Linked DNA regions of Homo sapiens: region 2 is linked to region 1. A link is an interaction called in ENCODE POLR2A ChIA-PET data of the cell type or tissue named here. Cell type or tissue: PC-3. All regions are shown on one strand. Links, peaks and the distances in the headings refer to the core of each region. The heading gives the core; the rest is flanking DNA. Region 1 overlaps RIN2 (Ras and Rab interactor 2). Region 2 overlaps RIN2 (Ras and Rab interactor 2).

Region 1 (16,508 bases), core at 4,679-12,678:
TGGCAGTCACAGGCCGCCCCTCTCCTCCCTGAGCCTGGTCCCCAGCAGGGCCAGAGAGGCCGCCATGGCCCAGTAGGAGTCAGGGGAAGGGGAGTCGGGTGAAGGAAAGCTGAGAATAGGATCTTGTGTAGACACAGGCTGTGGCATGGCCCTGCTTTGACCATCTAGCTGGGCTGTAGGGCCTGTTGGGGCCTGGAGTGGCCTCAGCTCGGGTCTGCCATGAGCTCTTTCCACTCCCCGAAGGCCCTGTATAAGTAATGTCATTTTCTATTTGCACAGCAAAATCAGGGACACAGTTTTCTAAAGCACGAGGTGCCTCCCCTCCCCCAGTCCAATGGATGGTCTACCCTGGTTGGTGGGCCCCTGTTTGTGTCAGAGACAGAACACTCCGCAGGGTTCCGGTTAGCTGTCCACAGGTCACTGGCAAGTGGAAACAGAGCAGCAGAGCCCTCTGGAGCCACGGAAGGCCTGCTGCTCGCCACGCAATATCTACTCAGCTGCTGCTGGCCCCCTGGGGGTGGCATTGCTAGTGATGTATAGAATCCTGGGACTAGTGCCAGCGACCCTAGGGATACCCTGGGTGATCTGGACATGCACTGTTATGGTGGCCTTTATGGTCAGGAGACGACATGCAGTGAAAAGAAGGGCAGAGCCGGCCTAAAGGGATGCGGTCCAGGGCGTGGTCCAAGGAAAGGCCAGAGCCAGGATGCAGTCAGCACCCCAGGCTGGTGGGGGGCCTCATGTCACCCATGCCACAGGCCAGTCCTGGATTGCTCCAAACCCTCTGCCTAGGGTTCTGAATGAAATAAGCAGGTCTTTCCCATCAGGACCTAGGTGAGCTTCTGAAAAAAGCATCAAAAAGGAAGCCTCCTGAACTTCCCCAAGTGACTGATGCAAACCACGTCCATATACTTCACAGCTGGGGCAGAAGATCAGGGGAAAATTGCGGATGATCTGAATGATAGCAGTGACCACCAGCAACCTACAGAGCTGCCCAACCAGGAAATTGTCAGATGGAAGCAACGCTTGCAGGCAAAGAAGGCTGAAGCAGGCCAAGGCAGGAATGAAACAGTCATAAATGTTGGAGTGAAGCGACTGACCTCCCCGGTCCACACCCCGGCCCAGCGTCCTGCATCTGCTGGAGGATGGTGGAGACCATGTGGAGGATGGGGACTTGGCAGTGGAGGAGAACATGGAAGCAGGATATGGCAGTCCCCTAGCGTCCCAGCCACAAGTCCTCTGAAGAGTGTGGATGACGATGGTGACTTAGGTGCATCCTTCGAATGTCCTGAGGGGGAGACTGGAGAAGCAGACACGCAATTGTGGGAAGAAATCAAAGGCATAAAGAACTCACAGCACAAGTCCAAAGTCTGATCAGCGAGCAGGCCTCTCTGCAGGGTGCAAGGGCACAGCTGGAGAGGGAGCTCCCGAAGCTACAGCCGACGCTTCCTGTTCTGCCTGATCTCCACCGAGAACACATGATGGGGCCTCATGGGAGTCCACAGAGGAGGACGCCTACTGCCTGGACCTTGAGCAGAGACTTCACAAGGTGCACACATACATGAACCACATGTCACAACCCACAACCACTACAAGAAGATGGCCCAAGACCTGGCCCAGAAATTGAAGAAAGACACTTCCAGTTTTCAGAGGGAGATCCTCTGCCACAAGAGAACAGCCCAGGAAAGCTAGATGGCCGCTGCGACCACTGAGATAGAACTCCAGGTGCTGCAGAAAGAAAATGACTACAGCAGGCAGAAGCCGGCTGACTGCAAGGCCAAGTTGCAGCCTTTCCTGAGTGGCCCTTTGGCTCCTAGGGCTCCACCATCCACAGCCCACAGGAGCCCAGAAGTGCCAAGAGGGGCCAGGCGTGGTGGCTCACACCTGTAATGCCAGCACTTTGGGAGGCCAAGGCAGGTGGATTTCTTGAGGTCAGGAGTTCGAGACCAGCCTGGCCAACATGGCAAAACCCCGTCTCTATTAATAATACAAAAAAAAAAAAAAAAAGCCAGGTGTGGTGGTGCATGCCTGTAGTCCCAGCTACTTGGGAGGCTGAGGCATGAGAATCACTTGAACCTGGGAGGCAGAGGTTGCAGTGAGCTGAGATTGTGCCACTGCACTCCACCCTGGGTGACAGAGTGAGACTCTGTCTCAAAGAAATGAAAAAAGAAGTGCCAAGAGTACCATGGGCTGCCAGGGCCCCCAGGAGGGAGGTGGGTCACAATGTGAGCGCTTGGGTCCAGAGCACCTACCGATTTGATTCTGTTTTCCCTTTAGCCAAGTTCTGAATGCCCAGAGCCTCGGCAGAACATCAGCCGGTGCTGCTCCCTTTAAAGCACTTTTGATTGCTCTCTCGTTAGTTTAGCTACAGCTTATTGATGCTGAAATTGCTCTTATTGAAGTTTGATCATGTTAAGATTATAAGGTACTTTTTTTTTTTTTTTTTTTTTTTTTTGAGACGGAGTCTTGTTCTGTCTCGCCCAGGCTAGAGTGCAGTGGCGTGATCTCGGCTCACTGCAAGCTCTGCCTCCCGGGTTCACGCCATTCTCCCGCCTCAGCCTCCCAAGTAGCTGGGACTACAGGCACCCACCACCATGCCCGGCTAAATTTTGTGTGTGTGTGTGTTTTTTTTTTTTTTAGTAGAGACAGGGTTTCACCGTGTTAGCCAGGATTGTCTCGATCTCCTGACCTCGTGATCCGCCCGCCTCGGCCTCCCAAAGTGCTGGGATTACAGGCGTGAACCACCGTGCCCGGCCAAGGTACTGTTTTTCAAATAACGATTGTTTAATATAAAAAAAAAATGCACAAGGATAAAGCGGAAAGTACCAGATGTATAAACCAATTAGTAACTGTCGCTTCTTGGTGGTGGTTTATTTTGGTCCCCCTGAGACAAGGATTTAGATGCAGTAATTTATTTGGTGAGTGATTCCAGAAGGATGGAGGAGGGGTAGGGAAATGGGAGAGAGAAGGGAAAGAACGAGTGTTAAAGATCAGATGCCACCATTGGCAACGGGGGCTCAGTGGCGCTAGGAGCTCTGCGAGGTGCTGGAGACCTCACCTGCGAGTGGTTTTACCCACAGAGTAAGGGAGCTGGGGTGTTTATCCACAACTTCCTTCCATCATTGGTGAGGACTGCTCCAAAAGGCAGTAACTTCCTGGCACTTCTGGCCACCCATGCGTGATTCAAGTATGCTCCTGTCACCAGAGAGACTTCAGGAAGAGACTCACGGGTACCTGCAGTGGGAAACCCTTGGCATGGATGGGAACAGTGGGTGTGGAGGGGACAAGGGAGGCACCATGAGCATCCATCACAGGGTGCTTAAGAGATTTTGAGGCAAGGAACTAATTTGTAGCTTTTAAAACTGAACGCAGAAACTGTATGCCTACAAGGTCTTTGGTCTGAATGGAGAAATGAGATCTTTTCGTTCATGGCTATTTGAGTTACTTAAATTTGGACACAATCATACAGCGAACCATTATAACCACTAAAAAATGAGGGCCATCTCCTGTGCTAATATGAAACTCTCTTTGAGTTATAGTTTTGAGTAGAAAAAAGCACAGTACAAACAATATTTAGAATATGCTCCCATTTTAAAAAAAAAAAGCTTTGTTTGGGTATAATTTAAATACCACAAAATTTACCTATTTTAAGTGTACCAGTGTAGTGTTTTAGTAAATTTATACAGCTTTCCAGAAACTTTACATAAGTGGAACTATACCATATATGGTCTTTTGTGCCTGACTACTCCCACTCAACATAGTGTTATTAAAGTCATCCACGTTGTAGCAGGTATCAATAGCTTGTTCTTTTTTTTTACCACTGAATAGTATTTCATTGCATGGATTTATCACACTTTGTTTATCCATTCTACATTTGGACTGTTTTTAATTTTATTGTTATAAATCATGCTATTGTGAACACCCACATACAAGTCTTTATGTAGACACATATTTTCACTTCTCTTGAGTAAATACCTATGAGTGGAATTTCTGGGTGATGTGTTAAGTTTATGTTTATTTCTTTAAGAAACTACCCAACTGTTTTCCGAAGAGACTGTACCATTTTATGTTCCCATCAACTATGTATGGTGCTTCCAGTTCTCTGAGTCCTCATTGACAGTTGGTAATATCACTCTTTTCTATTTCAGCCATTCTGATAGATGTGTTGTGGCATCTTATTGTGGTTTTAGCCTTTCCCTACAGACTAATGATGTTAAGCATCTTTTCATGTGCTCATTTGCCATTTGCATAGCTTCTTTGATAAAATGTCTGTTCAAATCTTTTGCTTATTTTGTGTTGGGTTGTTTTTCTCCTTCCTGAGTAGTAAGGGTTTGGATAATTGCAATTATTTTCTGTAAGTTCAAAATTATTTCCAAATAAAAAGTTAAAAAAGCAATTCTAGCTCCCATCACACTGCAGCACCCCCCCATTCAGAATGGCATACTTGGGAATTGTTTCATAGCGTGGGCATCCTCACTGAAAGAATCAAAAGGAAGAGCAAGATCAGACTTTCAATCTTTTGTTAAAAATAGTCATTGTCTGGTAATAATACTCCCTGGATTACTTTTTGTCTGTGAATAGGAAGTTGGTGGTTAAAATGTCCAGATGTTGGGTAAAGAAAGACATGAGAGTACTCATGATTATCTTCCTTTCTTTGGTTACTGCAGAAGTTACTCAGCTTCCTCAGCATTGTCCCTTTGGGTCTGATCAAGAGTCACTTGCTTTGTATCCACCTAACAGTGCAGGGTCAGATTCTGAGAATGGAGGAATTGAGGGGAGCTATTCATTCACCACCCCTGCAGGAAGAACACAGGCACTAGTAAGCTCAGCAATAGACTTCCCCACTCTAATCCACTCCACAGTGGCCTCTCGGACAGTCAGCCCCATTTGTGGGGTCACCATTCTTTCCCTTGCCCCCAGATCACTACTTCTCTCTAGTTCTCATATAATGAATCAACTGCGTGCCTGCAGCTAATTGACTGAGTTCAAATTAATGGGCTAATCGGCCAATAGCAGAGGAAATCAAGAAATATGAGGTGGAAAAGAAAGAAGTTCCCATCCATTTGCCATATCATGACTTTAGGTCAGTTGGCTTGTACTTCATGGCTTCTTTCAATTCTTCAAATATTTAGTGAGCATCAACTATTCATTCATTCTTTCATGGACACCGAATACGTACCAGATACTATGTGAGGCTAGTGGGGCTTAGTAGTGAACAAAAGAGGCAGAGTACTTTCTCCTAAGAGGCTTCCATTCGAGTGGGAGAAATAGATTATAACAATTGGGCAAATGAATACGTAATACATGTCAGGTTATAATAGGAATTACAAAATGAAGTAAAACACAATAAAAAAGTAGAGACAGGTGCATAAAAATTCTGGAAGGATGTACTCCAAATGATTAATAAATAGACCTGTAGCTTTTAAAATTTATGTCTTCTAAATGTTCTGTAACAAACATGTATTTTTTAAAAAAATGAAAAGTTATTTTAAATATATAAAAAGCACTGGGTTTGAATGTCCCACATGATTAATTGTGTCACCTGTTGTATCATAATTTTATTACCAAAAATACTGAAAAAAGTTCAACTGGAAAATAATACATAGTCTTTATTATCTGGGGTGTGGTTTCAACATATTTTAGGAATCTTGATATCTGGAAATATAAATAAATTATAGAAAACTAGACATGTTTATAAAATGCCTTCCAGATGGGTAATTTGAAATGATGAATAATCTCTTCCGGTCTTGGTAAACAGCAAAATGTGCTAAATAGGTCAGAATAGAAAAATAGTCGTATCACGTGCAAGAAACAGAGAACAAAGCATTGGAGCCCAAAATGCTATTTCTAATGCTGCTTTGTTTTGTTATGTTCTTACTGGCAAATGAAGGGCAAATGTGTGTTTACGAGGTCACACAATAAAATATAAAGTGAAAATTTCAGTCATTTGGTTAGCTTGGCCCAAGGAGACTATCAGGCTTGGAAAAATCAGACAAAAATAAATCATGTTAAGTAAGGTCCAATCCAGCCGCTTGCCTGGGGCTCAGCTCCCTGGGGTGTTTGGACCCATGTTTGGTAGGTGGACGTGAGGTCGCGGTGCACACTTGCCCTTTCCCCTCCTCCCACCCCCTCCCCAGTGCTTCCACAAGTCTGACTCTGCCTTGTCACTGATTGACTTTGCCTTCCAAAATGAGATGACATGTTTATTGTCTAACATCATCACTGATTACGACAACAATCACTCACAACAACTGGTGTGGTCACACAACATCTCACCCCAGATGTCCACCTAAATCCTCCACCTCTCATGTGATTAAAGTCATTCAATCTCTGGTCTATAGTAATTTTATATTTTATATTTTGGAGACAGGGTTTTGCCCTTTCATCCAGGCTGGAGTGCAGTGGCACAATCAGACCGCACTGGAACTCCTGGAACTCAAGCATCCTCCCACCTTAGGCTCACAAGTAGCTGGGATTACAGGTGCATGCCATCATACCCAGCTAATTTTTTTTTTTTGTAGAGACATGGTCTTCATATGTTGCCCAGTCTGGCTTTGAACTCCTGGCCTCAAGTGATCCGCCCACCTCAGCCTCCCAAAAAGTATCAGGATTACAGGTGTGAGCCATCATGCCTGGCCCTGGTCTACACTGATTTTAAAATCCACTTGGCCATTTCTGGTGTTAGAATAAACCAAATCCTATCCAAATATTAATTTAATTTTATGTTTTATAAGCTTGATCATGTAATATTTATCCATTTAAGCACCAACAAAGAAACTCAAATTTGTATCTGTGTGGATTATTAACTGGCTCTGAGCTCTATGGCTTTCTGCAGTATTTCCAGCAGGTTTCAAAGTGATCAGTCCTAATAACTCTGAGGTTTGCATTTTGTTTATTTATTTTTTAAATTGCTTGTTGAGTCTAACAACAATGAATCCAACTTGCACTTTCTTATTTTGTGTTCCTAGGTAATTCATTATTGAGAAAGCAATTTATGCTAGTTAAGAGAAGGCCTATAATGAGGCAAGAATTCTGCTTACAAAGGTAAAGTAATTTAAGCAAAAGCTAAAATTTAAAAGTTCGATAGTAGTCAATAAAAATTAAAGAAGTTATACATAGGAATCTTTGAAATTATGTCTAAAGCAATACATTGGCTCCCTTTTTCTTATAACAAAAACCAAGTTCACTGAAAGTAATTTATTTCTTTTTATGGAACTACATTGTGCATTATATGAGTTCAATCTTGCCATCAATAGATTTCTTAGGCTTTGTTTTGAAAAGTTGCTTTTCTTTTTCTTCTTTGGACTTTTCAAAAGCAGAAGTTTCCCTGACATGCTCGGTGTGGTATTTGCTGATGCGTGCATGTGTGTGGTTTTAATTTTTAGGTTTGTTTCCCCTCAACCTTTTCTTTGAGTTAATGTGAATCACAGCTGTATTTTTCATTCCTGAGCACTGTGATTCATTGCCGTTGACTTCCTCTGGAGCCCGCTACACCACAGAGTCCTGTGGGAAACTGATTAGTCACTGCTGAGCAAGGTACCTTGCAAGCCATGGTCAGCATCGGCTCAAACAACTGTCTTTGGGCAACGATGAAAGTTGTTGTAGCATCTTCCTTTGGGAAAGTAAGAAAGCTTCCCTTTAGGGGTTCATATAGTTTGTAGCAATCCATGGATTCATCTTGATAACATACGGGAAAATTTGATGTTGAAAAAGATAAACGTCTTCTTTGGTTAAGAAGATTTTGGGTCACACTTCTGCCTTCAAGAAACAGACATTGATCACAGCCCCTTGCCAGTGGCATATAAATAGTATTTGTGGATAGCTTGAACCTTACTATATTGGTGCAGCTTTGAAAAACTTGGAACAGATTCATTTATCTCAAACATACTTTTATCTAACTTCCTTGAGTCTAATTTTAGAAATTTTCAAGCCAAGGGATTTTTCTTTATAAGCTAGACTTACAAAGAATTCCTAAAGTCATGCCTTAACAGTAATCAATTATTCTCCATAAGTTTCCACTTGCAGTTAGCATTGCTGATTAACAGTTTGTGATCACCTATTCTAAGGGTGGAGAGGCGACCCTACCTCCATTTGATATCACCTAACCTGAAGGGGCTTTGGCGGCTATGTCTGTGATAATGAGAACTCGAATTTTCCTGTTCAGAGTAAAGGCTCTATAAGTTTAAGGAATTGGAGCAGTTTAAGAGCAGGGACAAATGGTTAACCAGTTAAATAAGCCAAACAAGGTGTCAGAAGATCAAATTCTGGTTTGATCCTTGGGTAGCCTTGGGAAAGAATTTTTGCCTTGCTAGGCCTCGGGCTTTTTACGTGTCTGTTAGCATGGAGAGCTTGAGGTGGAAATGCAAACAGAAAACAGTGCACCCGGGTAGAAGTTGCATGTGGTTGCCTTGCAGTTAGAACTGGGTCACACAAACAAAAAGCCTGATCAAATATTTCCTGAACATATAGGAAGTATAATTCCTTAACCTCTGCATAAAAGAGGATTGCCAGCCATATTCTGTTGAGACAAGAGGACATTGATACAATTCCTGATGCATCTGAATAACTGAAAGAAGATTTAGAAAATTTGCAAATTTCAGGATGAATAAGAGAAAAGTAAATAAAAACTAAAAACAAGACAATATTAAGTTGTTCAAGAGAGGAACATTTATCATAATATACTGTGTATTTCAGTGATGAATACAATATTGGCATGATTGCAATATAATCATGTAGAGAAAATGGAGACATAGTCATATAGAGAATGTGGAGACAAGAAGTGTGTACATTTGCTAGAGCTGGGATGGGGGTGGAGGTGGTAGAGTTCAATCCTTGCCTTCCATAATGGGGAATCAACAGTCTAAAACTGAAAATTCCAGAAGTTGCAACACGTGTGTTATTACTTGGAAGTAAATACCAACTGGGTTGGTCCATTCCGGCTGCTCTAACAAAATACCTTAAACTGAGTAATTTATAAACAATAGAAATGTACTGCTCACAGTTCCGGAGCCCGGAAATCCTGAGTTCAAGGTGCTAGCTGACTCAGTCCCTGGGGAAGGCTCACCCTTTCCTTCAAAGATGAAGGTTTCTAGCTGTGTCCTCACTTGGCAGACGGGGCAAACAAGCTCACTCAGGCCTCTTTTATAAGGGCAGTAATCCCATTCATGAGAGCTTCACTCAAGACCTAATCACCTCCTAAAGGCCCTACCTCTTAATACTATTGCAATGGGGATTCGGTTTCAATGTATAAATTTGGGGGCGGGGGGCACAAACATTTAGATTATAGCACCAACACAATTAGCTAAAAAGATTGAAAGTGGTTGACTCTAAGGAGAGGGAAGTGGGGAGAAATGCTTTTTATGTGAATAATATTTATGGATCTATTTGACTTTTTGTATAATTTTGATGAAACTAAAGACTGAAAAAGTCATAAGAATTTTTTTAAATAAAATCAATGAATCAAAAAGAAAGACACTGATGCCCACTGAGGTTCAATAACTTGTCTAGGGTTCACCACTGACAATGGGGCAAAGCCAAGATTCAAAAGCTCTCAGTTCAGCTCTAGAGCCTGAGCACTCCATCACTATTGAATATCGCCTCTCCAAAAAACATTAAATATACTCATCATCATTCATCATTCAATATCAAAAAATGTGAATTAAAATAACGGTGAAGTATAGTCATGCATCCCTTAACGATGGGGTACATTCTGAGAAATGCATCATTTGGCAATTTTGCCATTGTGCAAATGTTGTAGAGTGCACTTACACAAAAATGGTAGAGCCCACTACACAGGTAGGCTATATGGTATAGTCTCTTGCTTCTGAGTTACAAACCTGTGCAGCATGTACTGTACTGAATACCATCAGGCAATTGTAACATAAAAATAAGTACTAAACATATTTAACATAGAAAATGTACAGTAAAAATATGGTATAAAAGATTTTTTTTTAAATAGTACACCTGTATAGTGCAGCTCCATTATAATCTTATGGCACCACCATTGTATATACAGTCCATCATTAACTGAAATGTCATTGTACAAGGCACAACTGTATTATATTGTACTTTTCAGATGAGCAAAAATGTAAACAATTGTTAATGTTCATGGTTGGCAAGAGTGTGAAGTCATGGGGATCCTTGCATCACAAGTTCTTAAAAACTGCACATGCCTTGCCCTAGTAATTCACTTTATAGAACTTAATTTAAGAAAATAGATGGGCATGCCCAGCACTTTGGGAAGCCAAGGTGGGCGGATCACAAGGTCAGGAGTTTGAGACCAGTCTGACCAACATGGTGAAACCCTGTCTTTACTAAAAATACAAAAATTAGTCGGGCATGGTGGTGCATGCCTGTAATACCAGCTACTTGGGAGGCTGAGGCGGGAGAATTGCTTGAACCCGGAAGGCAGAAGTTGCAGTAAGCCGAGATGGCTCCATAGCACTCCAGCCTGGGCGACAGAGCGAGACTCCGTATCAAAAAAAAAAAAGAAAGAAAGAGAAAAAAAAAAAGAAAGTAACTGGGCATGGATTAAAAGATATTTGAAAAAAAGGCTGCAACATTGTTTAAAATATCAAAAACAGCAAAAATTAAAAGTAACCGAAACATTCATCAGTTGGTTAAATGTATTACTATATGCATTTCACAGGTGTGAAAGGGATGAGGTGGATATATTTGTGTTAACATGAAAAGATGTCCATGTTATATTATCAAATGTAAAATGTACATCTCAGGACAGTATGTGCAATATGATCCCTTCATGTAAAAATGTGTGTGCATGTGCACGTGGGCATACATATAGGGTCCGGAAGGACAGATCTTTAATGGTTGATGACATTTATTTCTAGGTGGGAAAGGATTAGAAGGTGTCTTAGCTCAGGCTGCCGTAACAAAATACCATAGGCTGGGTGGCTTAAACAACAGAAATGTATGTCCTGTCGTTCTGAAGGCTGAGAAGTCCAAGGTCCAGGTGCCAGCATGGTCAGGCTCTGATGAGGGCCCACTTCCTGGCTTGCAGATAGTCACCTTCTCACACAGCAGAGAGAAGAAGAACCAGCAAGCTCTCTGGTGTCTCTTCTTTGAGGGCACTAATCCCATCACAAGCACCCCACCCTCATGACCTCATCTAAACCTAATTACCTCCCAAAGATTCCACCTCTAAATAACTTCACAGTGGAGATTAGGGCTTTAACACAGGTATTCACAAACATTCAGTTCATAACAAGAGGGGACTTTCCCTTTTATTGATACACTTTTGTGTTGTTTTAATATTTACAAAATATTTAACAATTGAAATCGTATATGTATGAGACAAGGTCTCACCGAGGCTAGAGTGCAGTGGCACAATCACGGCTCACTGTAACCTCGACCTCCCAAGTTCATGCCATCTTCCCACCTCACCCTCCTGGTAGCTGGGACCACAGGTGCATGCCACCATGCCTAGCTAATTCTTTTATTTTTGTAGAGATGGGGTCTCACTATGTTGCCTGGACTGGTCTGAAACCCCTGAGCTCAAATGATCCTCCTGCCTCAGCCTCCCAAAATGCTGGGATTACAGGCATGAGCCACCACACCCAGCTGAAAATATACTTTTATTTAAAAGGCAAAAGCATATAGCTATGAGTGATAAGTGATCAGAGACGACATCTAATCCAAACTTTCAATTTGTATAGGTAATCAAAGAGATTTAATAAATTTCTCAAAGTCACACAAATGCAAATGCAAATAAAAACTCAAGATTTCTGGTCTGATGAGTATCAAATTACTGTAATCAATAAAGTATTAAAATAAAACAATGGCATTATATGGTTCTCATTAAATTTAAAAGGCTCAAACAGACAACTCAAAATGTGTCTCTAATATTCTAGGCGATTTGTTGCCATTTTCACATCAACATTGGTTTTTACTGCTAATCCTGTTGATTTTAACCTTGTTTTGTGACAGTTATAAAGACTGGTAAGATCAAGTGGCCAATGTTATGATTATTTATTTGAAAGGTGAAACCAGAAAACAAAGCCTGATTCTAAATAAGGTCATTTTAAATGGCAAATGAACAGATGCCAGTTTTAAGAGACTCCATCGTAGCCTTTCTCAGTGAGTGAGATTTTAACATTGTAACGTATCACCAAAAAGTAAAGTAATGCACTACAGACTCTTAAATTGTCACTATTTCCCTTAAACCCCCTCAAAACACAGACAAAAAATAATAATTTAGGAAATACGAGAAGTGTGGGCGAGGGGTCTGGGCATGTTACTTCTATCACAGATTTGGAGAGATGTTGGCCAATTGTCAACAGTCTGTTTCTGGGTCCTGTGGTCTAGAGTCCCCCAAGAGCAAGCCAGGGGTCTCCCTGAGCCAGCCCAGCCTCAGGTGTGTTTCCACCAGGTTCCAGGCCAGGCCAGTCTTCCTGGGCCAGTGTGGACCATGTACTTCCTGTGGTTAGCTGGGGTTCTCTAACTTTCCCATCTGAGTCCCCTGGGGAGCTGGTGAAAACTCCCTCAGGGTTTCTGATGCGATAGGTCTGGACTGGAGCCTGATAATTTGCATTTATAATTCCTTCTGCACCATATGCTGGTAGCCAGCTCTGGGATGGGTTGTGGAGCAAGCAGACCTAATTTACAGCATTTGCTGACTTCCATGCGGTATAAATACTCCCACCAAGCTACCAAGGGTTTCACATATTTAGTAAATATGTGAAATTACTGAATATGCTGCATATTTAGTAACTGGCTCTTGTGAGCTGGTGTGAGCTGGTGTGAACTGGCTGCAGAACATTGCTGCAGGTGAGACTGATACTGCTGATCTAAACGAGCTGTCTGGCTTTCTACCAAGAGTTTCATCCATTGGTGATCCTGCCCGCTTTAACTCTGTTTCTCCACCCCTGACTGTGTGTCTCAGCTCCATACTCATCTATCCAACTATCCTTTGGTCATTTCCACTTGGGAGACCTACAGGCTCCTCAAATTTAGCTGGTCCAAAGTTCAACTATTTTATTTTTCTCCCACCATAGCTTTTATCTTTCTAGATGTCTTATTTTGGTGAATTATACCACTATCCACTCAAGTTTCCTAAGAGAAACTCAAATCCTGTATCCCATAAATAGATCACCCATATGTGCCCCACCCTTTTCCATTCATCTCACATGTGTACAATCATTCCCCTACCTGCTTGGCCATCCACAATGTCACTCTCCTACTCAGAAGTATTCAGTGGGGCCCCATCATTCCCCATAGGATCAAACCTCAATTTGTCTCTATGGCCTAAGGATGATCTGATCTTCCCTGTCCAGCCCCACTTCCCCTTCCACAGGACACTTGAGCCTCCAGCAATAGTGGGCAGTATTGGATTTGTTGCTCTCCAAAGCACTTGCTCCTTTCTCACTTCTAGGGACCATTCCTCACGCTGCTCTCTCTCTCTCTCTCTGCCTGGAATCCCTTCGTCTGCCTACTCATCCTTTCAGGCTCAACTCAGAGGCTACTTTTTCTGCAACACCCTTCTGGCCTCCCTCAGAAGAACTTGCACTTTCCGTTTTCTGTTCCTATTGCACTGGTCACAGATCTGTTTTAGCAGTGATCTTGTTGGTAGTGTCTGGGTGCAAAGGGCTGCATTTTCACATGTCTGTTATCTCACATTGACTGCCTGGGACATTATAGATGTTCAGTCATGTTTGTTAAGTAGAAGAATGGCTGAGTGAATTGTGGGCCAAGTTTTACCCATCTTCAGTGCTTAGGCTGCAGAAGGTAGAACTGAAAAGGTGAAACCAGAGTTAAACGTGGCTCATTCTCCTCCCACTTTTTGGAAGATATTTTTGTCTCCAGAATCTTCAGACCCATGAAGTCCATTCTGATCTGTGTTCCAGCCTTTAAGATGGACCCAAATGTATTTGTTTCTAGGTGGCTCACAGGTCTGAGCTTCCTGGGAGACCTGCAGACTAGAAATGGTGCAGGACTGGTCTGGGACAGGTTGACCAGCTCTTCAAGACTGAGACAGTGGGGTGAGAAATGCCTACATCTGAACAATGAGAGTGGCAGCACTCTTTCTTTTGATTGGGCTTCCTTCCTGTGTTTTCTCAGAGCTTATAAATGAAGTTAGTATAGATGAATCCAAAGAACGGCAAGAATTTTCAGAGGGTGGATCGACAGAATAGATGGAAGAGCCCATTATCTGTATGAAGAGACTCAGGAAGTAAGGAGCTCCAAAAGCCACGAATAGATTCTAAACAGATATCCTGATTTCATCTTAAATGCTCTCTTGCTCATCTTTCCCTGATCCCCTCCAAATGTCTTCATTCCATCCGGTATTAGAATTACTTACAGCACTGGTAAGACCTCTGCTAATGACACCTATTCTTCTAGGCAGGATAGGTTCTTACTGATTTACACTAATGAGAGCAAAATACACACACACACACACCCACACACAATTACAAATTCAGATGTTAAAGCACCAAATACATCTATTTGGATGAACATAGTAAAGTTTTAATTATTTATGGTCACTTTTTGTTGCTCATGCTAATATATGCATTATTATGGTTAATATTTTTAACAATAATTTAACTTGCAAAGTGCTTTGGATGCATTTATTTAGTATGCTATAATTTCTGAACAATGTACTCTGCAAAAAGAGGTGACTATTTGCATGAATACATATTTTTTGGCCTAGCAACTTAGTAAATGAGGATTTTAAAAATATATATTTCTAATAATTTCTAATAATAAATAATCACTAGAATAGCTAGCATTTATTAATCATTTGTCATATTACACACATTGTGCTAAGAAGTGCTTTTTCATGGACTGTTTTTATTCAATGCCCATTTTACAGATGAGGAAACTAAAGCACAGAGTAACTAAGTAACTGCTCAAAGTCACGCCTTTAGTGATTCCCTGGGATGGCCCTTCCCTGGTTTAATAGTCGTAGAGCCATAGCAAGGAGACATTGCTGCTTGCTGAAGTTTCTCACCTTAATGTCAAAGCTAACTGGCAGTGAACGTGCTGAAGAAGCAGAAGGTAGTGAAAGTGTTCATGCCCTGGAATCTGGGGACTGAATGAAGTTCTCATCTTACTCTTTCGTGGCTGTTTGTCATTCTCTGAGCAAGTGAGTGAATGGTGGTAACATCTGCTCTGCCTGCTTTTTTTTTTTTCTTTTTTTGTCAAATGATCCTTTATTGAAATATTTTCCTTTGTGCTTAACTAGCTGGGCATTCTACAGCACCACTGTTGATGTCATCTATGATGTCATGAGGGTGGCGGCCATCAACATTACAGCCCACAGACTGGGCAGTCCCCAGGATCTCTTTAGTGGTTCCAGAGAGTTCTCTGGCTAAGGATTGGTGCCGCATCTGTCGAGCAATGTTGACGATCTCATCAAAAGTGATATTCCCACTGTGTTTAATGTTTTTCTGTTTCTTTCTGTCTCTTGGTGGTTCCTTGAGGGCTTTGATGATCATGGCAGAGGCAGAAGGCACCACCTCAATCTGGGCCTGTCTGTTCTGAATGGTTAGTTTCACTGTAATCCTCAGGCCCTTCCAGTCACCCATTGCCTTGGCAATGTCATCACCAACCTTTTTTGGAGACAGACCCAGGGGGCCGATCTTGGGGGCCAGGGCAGAAGTGGCACCGACTTCACCTCCGGTGCACCTCAGGTATACGACTTTGATCTCGTTCGGGTCGAACTTCGGCAGCATGGTGGAGGCAGCTGGTGTCGGATGAACCCGGATTCAGGACGACCGAAGAAAGTTGCACCTTGGCCTCCTCCGAGCCGAAAGCCGAGAGAGCTGCTCTGCCTGCTTCTATGGCCCCCCAGGGACTGGTATGCACATGTGCTGAGTTAATTGTATAAAAGTTATTTGCATGCTGGACCTGAGTGAGATCCTATTTCAGGAGCTTCATCTAGGCTCCCTCCCAATGGCCTTTCCCTTTCCTTCCTGTAAGAACAAGCCTACGGCAGAGAAGGAAGCTTCCCACGCAGTTTGCTACCACGCCTTATCAGCGGGAGGCCCCTGTGCCCTTGAGTGAACATGAGATAATTTTAGATGGAACATCTTTTTTGGGCTTAGGGGTTTATTTTAAGATTATTCAAAATACATGTACCTAGTACATCAAATTGTGATTTCATCATCCTTATTATTATTTAAGGTGTTAGGTATATTTGTTTTTAAATAATAGTATAGTATTCTGTGGGTAAGGCAAAAATTAACGCAGGCAGGTGTAGATTTATGGTGTATCTAGTGACACTCATGTCCTTCAAGGCCCTTCTTTTGCCCAGATCCCTCCCAGTCCTGTGGGCAGTTTGCATTAGTAATTTCATATCCTTTCTCCTAAAGGGGGCTTCCAGAATAGAATGAATCTAAGGCCCCCTGAGACCTGGATCCTCCCTGTGTGACATGGACTGTGTAACCATTGCAGGAACTTCTTAGAATCTCTAAAAGAGAGATTTTCCTGAGTTCTGGCTGGCAGGGACACAACAGGAGCTAAGGAGAAGGAAAATGGTCTAGAAGAGTTTT
Region 2 (16,508 bases), core at 3,057-11,056, 90 kb after region 1:
TTGTCATGCAAGAATGAATGTGGGTTTTTTGGTTTTTTCCAAGTGAGGGAGGCCAGAAATCTAGATTTTCATGTAAAATAATCCCAATTTAAAAACTATTCTGGCTGGGCATCATGGCTCATGCCTGTAATCCCAGCACTTTGGGAGGCTGAGGCTGGCAGATCACTTGAGGTCAGGAGTTCAAGACCAGCCTGGCCAACATGGTGAAACCCTGACTCTACAAAAAATACAAAAATTAGTCAGGCGTGGTGGTGCATGCCTATAGTCCCAGTTACTCAGGAGGCGAGGCAGGAGAATTGCTTGAACCCAGGAGGCAGAGGTTGCAGTGAGCTGAGATTGTGCCACTGCACTCCAGCCTGGGCAACAGAGTCTCAAAATAAAAAATAAAAAAATAAAAACCGTCCTAAAGTCAGGTACAGTGGCCCATACCTGTAATCCCAGCACTTTGGGAGGTCGAGGTGGGAGGATCACTTGAGCCCAGGAATTAGAGACCACCCTGGGCAACACAGGGAGACCCTGTCTCTACTACATTAAAAAAAAAGAAAAAACAAAAACAACAACAAAAATTAGGCTGGGTGTGGTGGCTCACGCCTGTAATCCCAGCACTTTGGGAGTCCAAGGTGGGCAGATGTCCTGAGGTCGGGAGTCCCAGACCAGCCTGATCAACATGGATAAACCTCGTCTCTACTAAAAATGCAAAATGAGCCAGGCGTGGTGGCGCATGCCTGTAATCCCAGCTACTTGGGAGGCTGAGGCAGGAGAATCGCTTGAACCCGGGAGGCGGAGGTTGCAGTGAGCCGAGATCACACCATTGCACTCTGGCCTGGGCAACAAGAGCTCTGTCTCAAAAAAAAAAAAAAAAAAAAAAAAAAAAGAAATGTACTTCTTGGATTCCACTCCAGACCCAGAGAATCAGAAACTGCAGGATAAGGCCCAGCTCTCTCCTGGTGATTCTGATGTTCACCCAGGTGGGAGAACCACTGCTCCAGACCCTGTATTTCAATGAGTGAACGGCACTATACAAAAAGCATAGAAACGTCTTCATTCTCAACCTAGCTTCATGTCCTTCTCTGGAAAATGGAATGATACCACCTTACCAGCTGGATTGTAACTGTCTGTTGGTCAGATACAGTATTTTGATGATTTCAGTCAATAACTCTGCAAGCCTTGGTGTTACTACTGGTGTCTTTTTCTGTCTGCTTTCCCCCACCCCCGTCCCCACATTTTATTTGCTTTCTCAAAAGCATCTGCACACAGATACATGGGTGGACATCCTCAGAGGCAGGGTGACTCAGCCGAACAGAACCCTGCAACATGCACTGGCAAAAGTGCCCCACCCAGCGTCGAACACCCGACCTTGTCATTTACCCACGGGTGCTAGCACAATCAGTGTGCTACGATTGAGGGGCGGCTCTTCCCCCTGCCAACTAAACCCTGGGGAAAATGAACACTCAAACTCCGTTGTTGGTATACACTGCCATTAGCCAAAGGAACAAATGATCAAATGGAAAAAACAGACATTTTGTTGTTTGACATTTAGGTAAAATCAACTATTTTGGTGCCACTCCCTAGGCACAGCCCAGCCTTCTTCCTTATTCAATTACTTTGTAATATTTATGTTTAATCTAATAAACAGGTCGAGTGCGGTGGCCCACACCTGTAATCCCAGCTCTTTGGGAGGCCAAGGCCAGCAGATCACTTGAGGTTAGGTGTTTGAGACCAGCCTGGCCAACATGGTGAAACCCCGTCTCTACTACAGACACAAAAATTAGCCGGGTGTGGTGCAGGCGCCTGTAATCTCAGCTACTCAGGAAGCTGAGGCAGGAGAATCACTCGAACCCGGGAGGCGGAGGTTGTGATGAGCCAAGATGGCACCACTGCACTTCAGCCTGGGCGACAGAACGAGACTCTGTCTCAAAAAAAAAAAAAAAAAAAAAAAAAAATTGAGCAAACACACTGTTCCAGGCATTGTTCTAAGCACTTTAAAACCATTAACTTATTTAATCCTCACAATATTATTATCCCCCTTTTGCAGTTAAGAAAACTGAGGCATGAAGAACTTGCCACACAGTTTGTGAAGTATGTGGTGGCTCCGTGGACACTGTATATAAACTTGGGAGGAATTTCATAGAGACAGGACCCAGCACTCATTGGACTCCTCCGACTCTCCTTGAGTCCTTGAGATGCTGACTCTGTGCCTCAGCCAGCTCAGAAATGAGACTCAGGCAGTCTCTCCTCCCACCACCTTCCATGGAGTGCTCCCTGGGCTGGATGCTAGTGAGCTGAGCCTCTCTGAACTTTCCCACTGCACCTGTCCCTCACCGCTGTCCTTTGCTGGCCACCCACCACTACCTCTTTCCGATGGCCATCTCTGAGTTTCCTATAGCAAAAGGTGGGGATGATTCTTCTCAAAGGCCACCAGGAGGACATCCTTCCTCAAAGTTAGGTTTATGAGCTTGTGCAGACAGAGAGAATGCCCACTGACAGAGGCATAGGAGGTTCTCAGTCCGAGGGAGCTGGGGGAGCTCATTACAGGGTTTCTGCTTGCGCTGGGTAATTCTAAGGAAGGTGGGGTTGCAGATCTAGCAAATAAAATATACAGGACACCAGTGAAACTTGAATTCCAGATATGGCATAAGTATATCCTATGCAATATTTAGCACATACTTATACTAAAAAACATTATTCATTATTTATCAAAAATTTAAATTTGGCCGGGCACGGTGGCTCACGCCTGTAATCCCAGCACTTTGGGAGGCCTAGGTGGGTGGATCACAATGTCAGGAGATTGAGACCATCCTGGCTAACGCGGTGAAACCCCGTCTCTACTAACAACACAACAAATTAGCCGGGCATGGTGGCGGGCCCCTGTAGTCCCAGCTACTCGGGAGGCTGAGGCAGGAGAATGGCATGAACTCAGGAGGCGGAGCGTGCCGTGAGCCGAGATTGTGCCACTGTACTCCAGCCTGGGCAACAGAGCGAGACTCTGTCTCAAAAAAATAAAATAAATAAAAATAAAATAAAATTTAAATTTAACTTAGCATCCTGTATTTTCTTGAGTAACTCTACAGGAGGGCTAAGATGTTGTCAGGAAGTGAGGGTAATTTGTTGCTAGGGGTAGCTTGATGGTCTTTATCTGGAAGGGGAGGAAATAAAGGGAGCTTGAGGGATCATCGGTGGAGGAGCAGCCAGCGCTCGTGTGTGTCGAAAGAGGGGGCCATTTCGTCGTTTTTGTGGTTTCAGCATCCTGGTTTCTGTTCTGTCATTTCAGACCTGTTCCCTAGTGGCCTTGAATAGTTGGTGTTTACATTGTGTCTGTGTTGTTTATGTTCTGTTGGGAGCGTGCCAGGGGTGTTTCTTCCTTTCTCATTCTACTTCCAGATTCTAGGCTTGTTTCAGGGTCTCAAAGACACAGGTCACTTGGGGTTCTGTTCCGGGACAGCTGGTTCCACCTTGACCACTGGTTCTCTGGAAATATTTTTGGTTGCCACCACTGGGATGGGGATGCTACTGGTCTCTAGTAGGCAGACGCCAGAGATGCTGCCAAACTTCCTCCAATGACCAGGACAGCCCCCACGACAAAGAATTATCTAGCCCCAAATTCTAACAATGCTGATGTTGAGAAATCCTGGTCTGCACTGTAAATTAGGAAATAAAATTTGTGTTTCTTGAGGTTTCTCCAACTATCTCTGAATCAGGCTTTCCAGAAGTAAAGGAAATGAAAGCAAGAAGACTGTGATCATGTATTTAGCACCCAGTGTCCTGCATGCTCCTTGAGGACAGAGAGAGTGTCTTACTGAATTTGTATTACCTGGGCTGAGCTCAGTACCTGGCCGGTAATTGCAGGTGTTCAATAAATATGCTGGATGGGCCGGGCGCCATGGCTCATGCCTGTAATCCCAGCACTTTGGGAGGCCGAGGCGGGTAGATCACTTGAGGTCAGGAGTTCAAGACCAGCCTGGTCTCTACTAAAAACACAAAAATTAGCCAGGTGTGGTGGCGCACGTCTGTAATCCCAGCCACTCGGGAGGCTGAGGCAGGAGAATTGCTTGAACCCAGCAGGTAGAGGTTGCAGTGAGCTGAGATCATGCCATTGCACTCCAGCCTGGGTGACAGAATGAGACTTCGTCTCAAAAAAAAAATATATATATATATATATATAAAATATATATATATATTTGCTGGATGAATAAAAAAATGTGTAGCACACATCTGTATGCGCTGCCTATATATGGTTCATTTATTCAGCCAGTATTGATTCCACACCTACAATGGTGAGGCCAGCCCTGGGCACCGGGTATGCGGTGCTGGGGGAAGCAAATCAGAATTGGAGAAACTTGAACTTGAAGGATGGGGATGAGGGGCAGGGCTACTCACATTGGGGTAGGGAAAGTCTTCCTGAAAAGGTGACTTTAAGCTGAACTGTGCAGGAGAGAAAGAGACGAAAGGAAGAGCATTCCCGGATAAGGAAGCCACATGTTTAAAGGCCTGGAGTGACATCTGAGGCTCTGAGGGAGAAAAAGGGTGGCAAGTATAATGAATGGCAGGCCGGAAGGGCAGGAGGGGCAGGATGCCAGTCATGCCAGCCAGGTGAACACTGGGATTCCATTCTTAGTGCTATCGGAAGCGGTGATGGGTATGAGGAGGGGAGTGCCACCTATGTGCCACCCTCATAAAGCTCACCCGGCATTAGCACTGTGTCTCCATCCATCAACCAAGAAAACCAAAGTGCAATTAAAATCTTCCCTGGAGTCACTCAAAGGAGGCCAGAGCCAGCCTCCCCATCAGCACAACTTGAAATCTTGACATTGAGTTGCTGTTCTTTCTCTACACTTGCTTCTTCAGGTGCCAAGCAGCTCTCTCAAATTGAGGTAGCCCTGCCCTTCCTCCCCATCCTTCAAGTTCAAGCTTCTCCAGTTCTGATTTGCTTCCTCTATCTCTCCCAAGCTCTTCCAGCCTGGTGGTCCTCTCTGGTTTACTCTGTCCCGTTCCCACTTTCTGGTCTTTATTGTACAGGTCCCCTTGACCTGGCTGGGGTCTTTAGTATCATGGTTTTCTTCTCTGCCCCGATTCAGAATCTGCTCAGCAAAAGCTGAGCCAGAACAGACTCAAAACTCACACCTTCCCCACTTGGAAGGTAAGACAGGGAGGAGGATTGCAGACTCCTGTCATGTGCATTTTTCAGGATTGTCTCATACTCTTTGAAATAACTCGTCTACCTGACATATGTGGAGTGGACAAGAGAGGGGCAGGAGAGGGAGTGAGAGAACCTCTGAGGACAAAGCAAACGATGACACTCAGGCCACATCCAGCTGGCATCTGTGCTTGAAAGTCAAGTTCTGGCTGGGCGAAGTGGCTCATACCTGTAATCCTAACTCTGTGGGAGGCTGAGATGGGAGGATGGCTTGAGGCCAGGAGTTCGAGACCAGCCTGGTCAACACAGTGAGACCCCATCTCTATTTATAAAGATAAATAAACTAAGAAAGTCAAGTTCTATTGGAGCTGGGCATGGTAGCGTGTGCCTGTAGTCCCAGGTGCTCCTGGAGGCTGAGGCAAGAGGATCACTTGAGCCCAGGAGTTCAAGGCTGCAGCCACTGCACTCCAGCCTGGACAACAGAGCAAAACTCCATCTCTAACAAAAAACAAATAAACAAACAACAAGTTCTATTGGAACCCAGCCATTCACTCACGTATTGTCTGTAACTGCTTCTGTACCATTAACTGCAGAGTTTGGTTGCTACAGGGACTGTATTGCCCCTATATAATAATTCCTAAAATATTCATTCTCTGGCCCTCTGTAGAGAAAGTTTGCTGACCACTGACTTAGGAACTAACTGCATCCTGTCACTGAATTCTCAAAGGTAGTCTTGAGTGTAGGTAGCAGTATCTCTATTTCACAAACAAACAAACAAACACATGCCAGGGCCATGAATCTATATAAACACCCCCAGAGAGTAAGTGGCAGAGCCAAGATTCACAGCCTGATCTCCCAGGGCAGGTTCCATTCTCTATCCTGAACTGCACTACTTGCCTCATACATACAGGTTGTCAGAAACAGCTGGAATAGTGGCTAGGCATGGTGAATTACACTTGTAATCCCAGCACTTTGGGAGGCTGAAGTGGGAGGATTGCACGAGTTTGGGAGTTTGAGACCAGCCTGGGCAATACAGCAAGACCTTGTCTATACTAAAAATAAAAAATTAGCCAGGCATGGTGGCATGCACCTGTAGCCCTAGCTACCCCGGAGGCTGAGATGGGAGGATTGCTTGAGCCCAGGAGGTTGAGGCTGTAGTGAGCTATAATCATGCCACTGCACTCCAGAGCCTGGGTGACAGAGTGAGACTCTGTCTCAAAAAGAAAAAAATAGCAGGAATGAATTCATCAGAGGTGTTAACCTTGGATGCTTACAGGGGCCAGGAAGATAATGTAGGCGAGTGAAGCCAACCCAGGCCAAAGTTGATAAATGGCAACTGACATTTGGCCTCAGTATTAGAGAACAAGAACCATAGGGAGTGGTGGGGTCTGCGGCCATCTGGAGAATAGATATCCCATCTAACAAGGCAGCATCACCATCGTGGTCCAGGGTTTCTAATTTTCAAGAAGCTGGAAACCTGAATTTTTTTGTTTAAGTCTCCTGACTTTTGCATGAAATATTATTATATTTAAATGTTGAAACTAGTTTAACTCTAAAAGACAAGACAAGCCCATGTGAAGCAAACTGGGCAGAGCATGGATGAGTGTCCTATAGGCCACTGGAGTATGACCTCTGATATGTGACATACACATTGGAGTGACTGCCACAGCCTTCCTCAATGTCTTAGACTGTTTTCTGCCGCTAAAACAGAATACCTGAGCCTGGCTAATTTATAAAGAACAGAGATTTATATGCTACAACTCTGGAGGCTGGGAAGTCCCAAGGTTGAGGGGACTGCATTTTGCGGGGGCCTTCTTGCTGCGTCATTCCATGGTGGAAGGTGGAAGGGCAGCAGAGAGTACATGTGCATGCAAGGGTAGGAGGGAGAGAGAGAGGAAGGGCAGGAGAGAGAAGGAAAAGGGGCTGAACTCATCCTTTTATCAGGAACCCACTCCTGTGATAACCAGCCCACTCCCAAAATAATGGCGTTAATCCATTCAAGATGGCAGACCCCTTTGACCTATTTACCTCCTAAAAGCCCCACCTCTCAACACTGTTGCATTGAAGATTAAGTTTCCAACATATGAACTTTGAGGACACAGCCCAATCATAGCCCTGGAGAGGGTTGGGTCTTGTGGAGGGGAGAGGCAGCTCTAGGGGAGGCAGCTGGGGGTTGCCCTGGCCTGTGTACCAGACAGAGCCCTGGCTCCCAGCCAAACCCTCAGCTGGACACTGGGTGCATTCTCATCCTTCACTTATCACCAGAGCGAGGAAGGAAGGAAGTTCCACCCATCACCAGAAGCTCTCCACTTATTACTTCAAGGAAGGAAATTCCAAGGAACCAAAGAAGATACAGAGATGCAGGAACACTGAGCTCAGGAAGGAAGAGGGTGGAGGTGGGTCTGGGAAAGCCCCAGGGTCTGAGATAAAGCTGGTGAGTTTGTCCTGGGTATAGCCACAGGGCCTTGCCCAGAGTCCACACACTCACCTTTTCAAACGTAGTAAAAGCCAATATTCCCTTTAATGCATCAAAGATATGTGTACCTCACCTGGGTAAATACTGGTGGAAAGGCCATGGGTTTGTAAGGGCTGCCAATCCCTGTTGCACCATTACCAGCTGCATGACATTAAGCAAACTCTCAGAGCCTCAGTTTCCTCATCTGTAAGGTGGGATTAATAAATCCCTGTCCTATGGTGCTAAGACGATGGAGGATTAAGTGAGACAATGGACAATGCCAGCCATCAAGAAGGCCCCTCCTTAAGGGGCAGCTGCTGTTGGCTGAAGCTGGTTAATGAAGTGTTATTTCTTCACCTTCCTCATGCCTGTAACATTGACCTCTGAGCCTTCACCACAGTCGGGAGAGCTTAGGTCCATGCTCCATCTGTCTGCAGGGCGATCACTTCCAAACCAAAAAAGACTCATCCAAGAGGCATTATGTTGTGTTATGGACATAGGAACTTCAGAGTTTGGACATCGGCCAGGCGCGGTGGCTCACACCTACAATCCCAGCACTTTGGGAGGCCGAGGTGGGCAGATCATGAGGTCAGGAGATCGAGACCATCCTGGCTAACATGGTGAAACCCCGTCTCTACTAAAAATACAAAAAATTAGCCGGACGTGGTGGCGGGCGCCTGCAGTCCCAGCTACTCGGGAGGCTGAGGCAGGAGAATGGCGTGAACCCGGGAGGCGGAGCGTGCATTGAGCTGAGATCGCACCACTGCACTCCGGCCTGGGCCACAGAGCGAGACTCCGTCTCAAAAAAAAAAAAAAAGAAAGAAAGAAAGAGTTTGGACATCAAGGGGGTGGGGAGATAATCCTCTGGTAAGTAAAATAATTCTGTGGAAACAATCTCTCATTCCCAGCATGCAGGTTAATGAAGATTGAGAAAAATTCAAGTAACCCCAAAACATCATCATTTATTTACTAAGACTTCGAGTTTCAAAGTTCAAAGCTTTTCAGAATCAAATTGAAGAGTCAGAAATTACTCACAGGCAGCAGAAGTTGGCGGCCCTCCTTCCATTCTGTTCAGAGATTTGTGGTCACTTGTGGAATATCCACTATTTGGAAAGAGCTGGGCTTAGGGGTGGGCAATGGAAAAAATACACGTGGAACACCACGCCTGTTGTTCAGTTTGTTTGTTTATCTTTGAGATGGAGTTTTGCTCCTGTTGCCCAGGCTGGAGTGCAATGGCCTGATCTCAGCTCACTGCAACCTCTGCCTCCCAGGTTCAAGTGATTCTCCTGCCTCAGCCTCCCAAGTAGCTGAGATTACAGACGCCCACCGCCACTCCCAGCTAACTTTGTATTTTTAGTAGAGACTGGGTTTTGCCATGTTGGCCAGGCTGGTCTCAAACTCCTGACGTCAGGTGATCCACCCACCTGGGCCTCCCAAAGTGCTGTGATTACAGGTGTGAGCCACCGCGCCCAGTCTGCTCTTCAGTTTTTGTTAGTAACCCACTGAGGCCCATAAAACAAACACACCTGTCATCAGAGCAGCCAGCTTTATAATCTCCTCCTCCAATCCCCCTCGTTGTCTCCTCCGTCCCATCATTCACCCCACACATCCTTCCCTGCCCTACCCCCAAGGCAAGATTAAATGCCTTCAGAGGTTCCCAAATACTGAGGAGTTTTGATCCGCCACCACTTATACATAACTAAAAATAATTTCAATTTTTCCCAAGTGACACAGAAGTTACCTATATACTGAAATTGAAATCATTCCTTTCTGGAACTTTCAACAGCCAAGTGCTGGGCAAGTTCATCCGAGATGAGCATTTGTGTGCTTGTGTGCACGTCTCTGTGTTGAGCCCCGGCACACACTCTGCACCCTACTCCCCGCTGGCATGGGATGATTTGGGTTGGAGCAGTTGTGCCCACTATTGTGGGCATCATCATGCTGGTCCCCTTTCACCATCCCACCAAGTTATCTCATCTTTTACAGATGAGGAAACTGAGATCCTGGTAGGTTACAGTCTCGCCGCACAGGTCCCATAGGTAGTAGGAGCCAGCAGAGCTAGTTTCAGGCCAGGTCTGTGTGGTTTCCAGGGCTCATCAGTAAGCTAAACTGGTCTCCTTGGTGGCCACAAGACATTGGCTTCCCCAGAGGCACTCAGCAGGCAGCCTGGGTGTGGTGCGGCTACTAGTAAATGGGGACCATGATGCGGCCATGCCTGGGAGCCCAGCCAGTCTTGAGCAGGAAAAGGTGGGGCCCCTGTGGTAGCTGCACACGCTTCCTCCAGCTTGCATCCCAAGTGTCCATCAACGCAGATTTTGAGGACAAGGCACAGAGCTGGCTGAACTTTTCAAAGAAGAGATTTCCCAACAGGAAGAATGTGCAAAGTGAGCTCTGAAGATGTGCTAGGAGAAATTAAGGAAGTGTTTCCTTGCAACCTGGTTTTTAATCTTGTGTACATTAATTTTTTATTTATTTTAATTTTTTTCATACTTTCTCTCTTTTTTTTGAGACAAGGTCTCACTCTGTCACCCAGACTGGAGTGCAGAGGCACGATCTTGGCTCACTGCAACCTCTGCCTCCCGGGTTCAAGTGATTTCCCCTTGAATCCTGAGTAGCTGGGACTACAGGCATGCGCCACCATGCCCAGCTAATTTTTGTATTTTTAGTGGAGTCAGGGTTTCACCATGTTGGCCAGGCTGGTCTCGAACTCCTCACCTCAAGTCGTCTGTTCACCTTGGCCTCCCAAAGTGCTGGGATTACAGGCATAAGCCACCATGCTTGGCCTTCATACTCTCTTTTTTCTTTTTCTTTTCTTCTTCTTTTTTTTAATCATTCTTGTGTATATTGTTTGAATTTTTTTTTCTCTGTGAGAGGAAGTGAACTTTTTTTTTTTTTTTTGAGATGGAGTCTCACTCTGTCACCCAGAATGGAGTGCAGTGGCGCAGTCTCGGCTCACTGCAGCCTCTGTCTCCTGGGTTCAAGTAATTCTCCTGCCATAGCCTCCCACAGAGCTGGGATTACAGGCGCCCACTACCACGCCCGGCTAATTTTGTATTTTTAATAGAGACAGAGTTTCTCCATGTTGGCCAGGCTGGTCACAAACTCTTGACCTCAAGTGATCCGCCTGCCTCGGCCTCCCAAAGTGCTGGGATTACAGGCGTGAGCCACACCGCACCCAGCCAGGAAGTGAGTTTATTGATATAATTCCAAACTTCCAGAATAGTTGCAAGAAGAGTTCAAAGAACGCTTATATATCCATTACCTTGGTTCCATATGCACCAGTGGTTAACATTTCACTGCCCTTGCTCTGTCATTCTCTTTCTACACACACATACACACACATATGCAGAATTATATAAATATGTAAATTTTTTTTTTTGAGACAAAGTTTCACTCTTGTTGCCCAGCCTGGAGTGCAGTGGTGCAAACTCGACTCACTGCAACCTCTGCGTCCCAGTTTCAAGCAATTCTCCTGCCTCAGCCTCCTGAGTAGCTGGGATTACAGGCATGCACCACCTTGCCCAGCTAATTTTTTAATTTTTTTAGTAGAGACAGGATTTCACCATGTTGGCCAGGCTGGTCTCGAACTCCTGACCTCAGATGATCTGTGCGCCTTGGCCTCCCAAAGTGCTGGGATTACAGGCGTTGAGCCACCGCGCCTGGCCCAAATATGTCAATATTTTACATAAATAGATAATTTTGTCTCTATATAGCTACATATGTAGTCTGTTTTCTGAACCATCTGAAAATACATTGGAGACACACCTGCGACCACACCACCTTATCTCTAAATCCTCCTTGTGTATTTCTGAGGAACAAGGACATTCTCTTGCACAAACAGTAAGTAAAAGACACAAGCCAAAAAGCTATTATACACACACTGATAACACTAATATAACACTCCTCTCTAACCCACAGCTCATTTTCAGAGCTTGTTCATTGCTCTGGTCATGTCCTTATACTATTTCTTTTCCTATTTCTTTGCCTCACTGCATTTAGTTGTCATGATTCTTTGGCCTCCAAATGGTCCTGTCTCACTCATTTCATTCCGTGAATTTTTGCTTCAGTGTCACATACATGCAGAAAGTGCTCACGTCAATATCCAGCTTAGTGAATTTCCACAAAGTCAACATACCTGTTACTGGCTTTGAATGGCATTTGTATGTGACATTTTTTACAAAATGAATCTCTTTGTTATCAGAATAGGTGAATCGCGTGGGTGAGCCCAGCGTACAGATGTGCAGCCAGCCATGGCTATGGGTCCACAAGACAGGGGCTGTCTGTGGTTTTGATGGAAGGATCTACAGGGCTCCCTTTTAGTTCAGGTTTTACTTCCTGGCCCTGTGGACTCCTGTGGCCTCTTCTACCCATTTCAGAGTAGCCATTTGATGTGTTTTCATAATTGAATTAAGCTAAACATGAAAAGCAGATTCTAAAACTCAGCCTTAACTCCAGGACTCCTCAAGTACACGTCAACTGGACCCAGACAAGTTTCTCATCTGAGTCAAAATGCTGTGACCCAGAACAGGGAAAGGGCTTTCACATAGACACATTTCATATGAGCATTGCTTAAAGACACAAAGGAAGGAAGCCTGGGGTTCAACTGTGCTCTCACCACCCCAGAACCTGATTTGGTCTCCTGCTGCAGGTCCATGCTTTTTACCAGGCCAGACCCCTCTCCAGGGGCATCTCAGCCAGTTCACCTGGCTCCAGGAGGCCTGTTCCCATCAGGAAAAGCCCCTGCATCCATTGCTGGGATGGTCATTTCTTTTTTCTTTTTCTTTTTCTTTTTTTTTTTTTTTTTTTTGAGATGAAGTCTCACTCCCATCGCCCAGGCTGGAGTGCCATGCTGCGATTTCGGCTCACTGCAACTTCCGCCTCCGGAGTTCAAACGATTCCACTGTCTCAGCCTCCCAAATAGCTGGGATTACAGGCGCCTGCCACCATGCCCAGCTAATTTTTGTATTTTTAGTAGAGACGGGGTTTCACCATGTTGGCCAGGCCAGTCTCAAACTCCTGAGCTCAAGTGATCCACTCGCCTCAGCCTCCCAAAGTGCTGGGATTACAGGCGTGAGCTACCACGACCACGCCGGGATGGTCATTTCTAACCACCTTTTTGGGTGAACAGCAGGTTTTTCTTCTCCATCCTGAATGTTTGATGTCACTAGGAAATGGAAAACCCCGGGGTGTGGGAAAGGCACAGCTGAGGAAGCTGCATGTTGTCCACAGCATCAAGAGGTGCCATGAGCGTGCGGTGCACAGGCTGAGCCTCAGTCCATGCGCATGGGTCCAGAGAAAGTGCTGCGAGGTCCTCTTCACAGTTAGGGCCCTCCTGGGCTTTGCCTCTGATTACTGTCATTTTCTTGGAGGAGCCCAGAATTTAGAAGCTGGAGATGGGTTCGTATAGATCATTTTCTCAAGAGAAGGTCTCCATGACATATATTCATAAACAAAAAGAAACTCTTCTACCTTGTTTTCTATGAAGTTATTTTCTAGGGATTCTGTTTTGTTGTCGTTGTTCACACTGTAGCTCTCAGATCTTACTGTTTTTTTTTTAATTGTGATAAAGCATACATAACATAAAATTTACCATTTTAAGCATTTTTAACCATGTTTTTTAAGCTCACCATTTTAAGCACTTTAGTGATGGTGTCTCACTGTGTTGCCCAGGCTGTTCTCAAACTCCTAGGCTCAAGCCATCTTCCTGCCTTGACTTCTGAAAGTGCTGAGATTACAGACATGAGCCACCATGCCCAGTCACATTTTAAACATTTTTAAATGTACAATTCTGTGGCATTAAGTACATTCATATTGTTGTGCAACCATCACCACCATCCATTTCCAGAACTCCTTTCATCTTGCAGAATTGAAACTCTATCTATTAAATAATTCCCCATTCCTCCTTTTCCTCAACCCCTGGTAACTACCCTTCTGCTTCCTGTTTCTATGAGTTTGACTCCTCTCGGTACTTCCTACAAGTGGAATCATACAGTGTTTGTCCTTCTGTAACTGGCTTATTTCACTTAGCTTAATGTCCTCAAAGTTTATCCTTTTTGTAGCATATGTTATAATTTTCTTCCTTTTTAAGGCTGAATAATATTCCATTGTATGAGAAGACCACATTTTGCTTATTCATTCATCCATCAGCGGACACTGGGTGCTTCTACCTTTTGACTGTGGGAAATAATGCTGCTATGAATGTGGATTAGAACCTGTTTTTAAGGAAGATTATTTTTTTCTCTTGCCCCGAATAAAAATATTAAAACCTATGTGATTAAGGGGGCCCATCTGCCCATAGGCATATGCACACGTGCGTTGTGATGGGGTGCGTGTGAAGTTGAATCTGAATTTTGTGAAATGCAACTACCAGAGTTTGCGGTCTAGGAGAGCCAGGTGGCTTTAATAACAGTATTATCAGTTCAGTGATCAGACGGGCTTACTGAGATGTCAAGTGAGTTAGATCAAGCAAACTAGTTGTCAGGGTTACTACTGTCTTTAACCACTCACCTGATGCTTGTTTCTTATTGTCTGTCTCATTTTTTCAGTCACATTGCAAGCCTTTTGGGGGATAGAAATAATATCTTATGCTTCTTTTGGTGTCTAGTTAGGCTATTACCCTAAAGGTAGCAGGTCTTCAATAATGTTGACAATGGTGTGAGTTGACAATGACTCACACCAAATTTGCCTGTCTGCACACGCTCTGCATTGTTCTGTGGTGTTCCTGTATGACTTTCCCAGTATGTACTTTCCCACCATCAGAAGGACATTGCATCAAAAAAATTTGCATTAAACAGTTGCTGCTCTCGTGTTTGAAGCTGGGCAGCTGAATTAAATTAGTGAATCGATGTGTTAATCAATTGCAAGAGCCAAATTTAACAAATATAAACTCAGCACCCACTATGTAGCCAGCTGGACGAGACACTGGATATACCGACCTGGGAAAGAATTGGTCTTGTGGTTGGGGCTCTCACACTCCAGTGGAACCTTGTTCACAGTGTGGTCTGCCCGTCAGCCATGGAGTTTGCTAAAAATGCAGACTCTCAGGCCCTACGGAATGCCTCTGAATCAGAACCTGCACCTTCACCAGGTCCCTAGGTCATGCGTGTGCACATTCCAGTTTGAGAAACACCAGTCTTGTGAATGTTATCCTGTTAGCTATATCCTAAATGATAACAAAGGGTGTTTTGTGTGTGTCAGGGAGAGATGAGACTAAGGTGGCACTGGGAAACTGTGCCCAGTTCTGGTCACTACAACCTCAATGAGAGCAGAACAGCACAAGAGACCCCTCTGTGGCCATTCCCTAAGACCTTCGGGATGACAGCAGTGCAGCTGGGAGAAAAGGCCCTACGGGTAGTGAAGGTATCTGACTGCCTAAGATGGAGCGAATCCCAGCAGGGATTTCCTGCTCTGAATTTATAGTAAAAAGAAAAACATTGTTTGGGTTCCTCCAGTAGCAGAGACAGAATACGAATGCAAGTAGTCTATTCTGTGTTGAGTGATCACAGAAAGTTCATGTGGGAGAGTAGGGGAGTGAGACAGGAAGGGGAGGCAGCCAATACATGGTGCAATCCCACTGGGGACCTCTGAGAGACTGTGTGGGGGCATCCAAGTTGTTCCACATAAGAGCGAGGCAGCTGGGGTGTTTGTGCACCCACTGCCATCCCTCCTTGGCTGAGGGCTGCCCTGGGGTATTAACTCCCCAGCACTGTGGTCTGATCTGCTCAGCACTCACTCCCAGCCACAGAGCTTCCTCAGCTGTGGGCAGAGACTTCCAGGTGCCTGCAGTAGAGCCATCACAACAGAAGAAAACGGTGACTTCCAAGGGTTGTGGGCAGAGCACTCACAGTCTCTGCTCCATGTGTCCCATCTGGATTAAGAAGTCAAGGGTGTCTCAGCAGATGTCCGCATCAGAGCGCAGGTTCCAAATGAGGAACAAACCTTTGCATTTCAGTAAATTTCAAATCTTAGTGACTCATCCCCTCAGAGTAACTAATCATCTTCACAAGACCGAAAATGGCTGAGCTTCATATTTGCTTATAATCCAAATTCCCTTTTCATACCCACTCTGCTCTCTTCCTTCCCTAAACCAACTCTATGTGCTCAGAGGACACTGACAAGCTCAATTTACAGAAAATTTTTTGTCATTTTCTGTTTCAAAATTTCCCTTCTGATATTGCATGCTACAGATTCATCTCCCCTATCCAATTCCTTTCACTGTGAACCCTTACTCCATTCTTTCCTGTTTTGTTTTTTAATTAAAACTGAAATTCTGGCCGAGCGCTGTGGCTCACGCCTGTAATCCCAGCACTTTGGGAGGCCGAGGCGAGTGGATCACGAGGTCAAGAGACCGAGACCATCCTGGCCAACATGGTGAAGCCCTGAATCTACTAAAAATACAAAAATTAGCTGAGTATGGTGGCACGCGCCTGTAGTCCCAGCTACTCGGGAGGCTGAGGCAGGAGAATCGCTTGAACCTGAGAGGCGGAGATTGCAGTGAGCTGAGATAGTGCCATTGCACTCCAGCCTGGTGACAGAGTGAGACTCCATCTCAGAAAAAACAAACAAACAAACAAAACTGAAATTCCAAATACAGCAGTTACTGTCCCCAGGAACACTGCTTTAAGTTTGCATTTCTTTAAGAGTTTGGGGGCTGGGTGTAGTGGCTCACGCCCATAATCCTAGTACTTTGGGAAACCAAAGCGGGAGGATTGCCTGAGGCCAGGAGTTTGAGTCCATCCTGGACAAACTAGCGAGATTCCATCTGTACAAGAAATAAAAATATTAGCTGGGCGTGGTGGCACACACCTCTGGTTCCAGCTACTCAGGAGGCTGAGTTGAGAGGATCGCTTTAGCCTGGGAGCTCAAGGCTGCACTCCAGCTCCAGCCTGGGCGACAGAGTGAGATCCTGTCCAAAAAATA

Evidence for each region. Peaks named below come from ENCODE experiments on the same cell type or tissue, not always from the same donor. Only the 100,000 strongest peaks of a DNase experiment are listed, where the experiment ranks them.
Region 2: POLR2A ChIA-PET joins it to region 1 with 14 read pairs; 3 of 35 experiments call an interaction of 5 or more read pairs at or near these places.

What each region holds. Positions count from the first base shown.
Region 1 is chr20:19,808,255-19,824,762 of GRCh38, forward strand. The region is part of intron 2 of RIN2 (Ras and Rab interactor 2); the gene reads left to right. It also overlaps the pseudogene LOC100421663 and the pseudogene RPL12P12. Among named protein-coding and RNA genes, the nearest start is that of RIN2, 58 kb to the left of the region's middle. In PC-3, for the core only: no CTCF peak of the experiment used is centred there; DNase peaks (open chromatin) are centred at 7,467 and 8,977; H3K27ac peaks cover 6,495 bases.
Region 2 is chr20:19,900,100-19,916,607 of GRCh38, forward strand. All of the region lies in intron 3 of RIN2 (Ras and Rab interactor 2), which reads left to right. Among named protein-coding and RNA genes, the nearest start is that of NAA20, 110 kb to the right of the region's middle. RefSeq lists enhancers at 11,853-11,902, 15,384-15,453. In PC-3, for the core only: no CTCF peak of the experiment used is centred there; no DNase peak of the experiment used is centred there.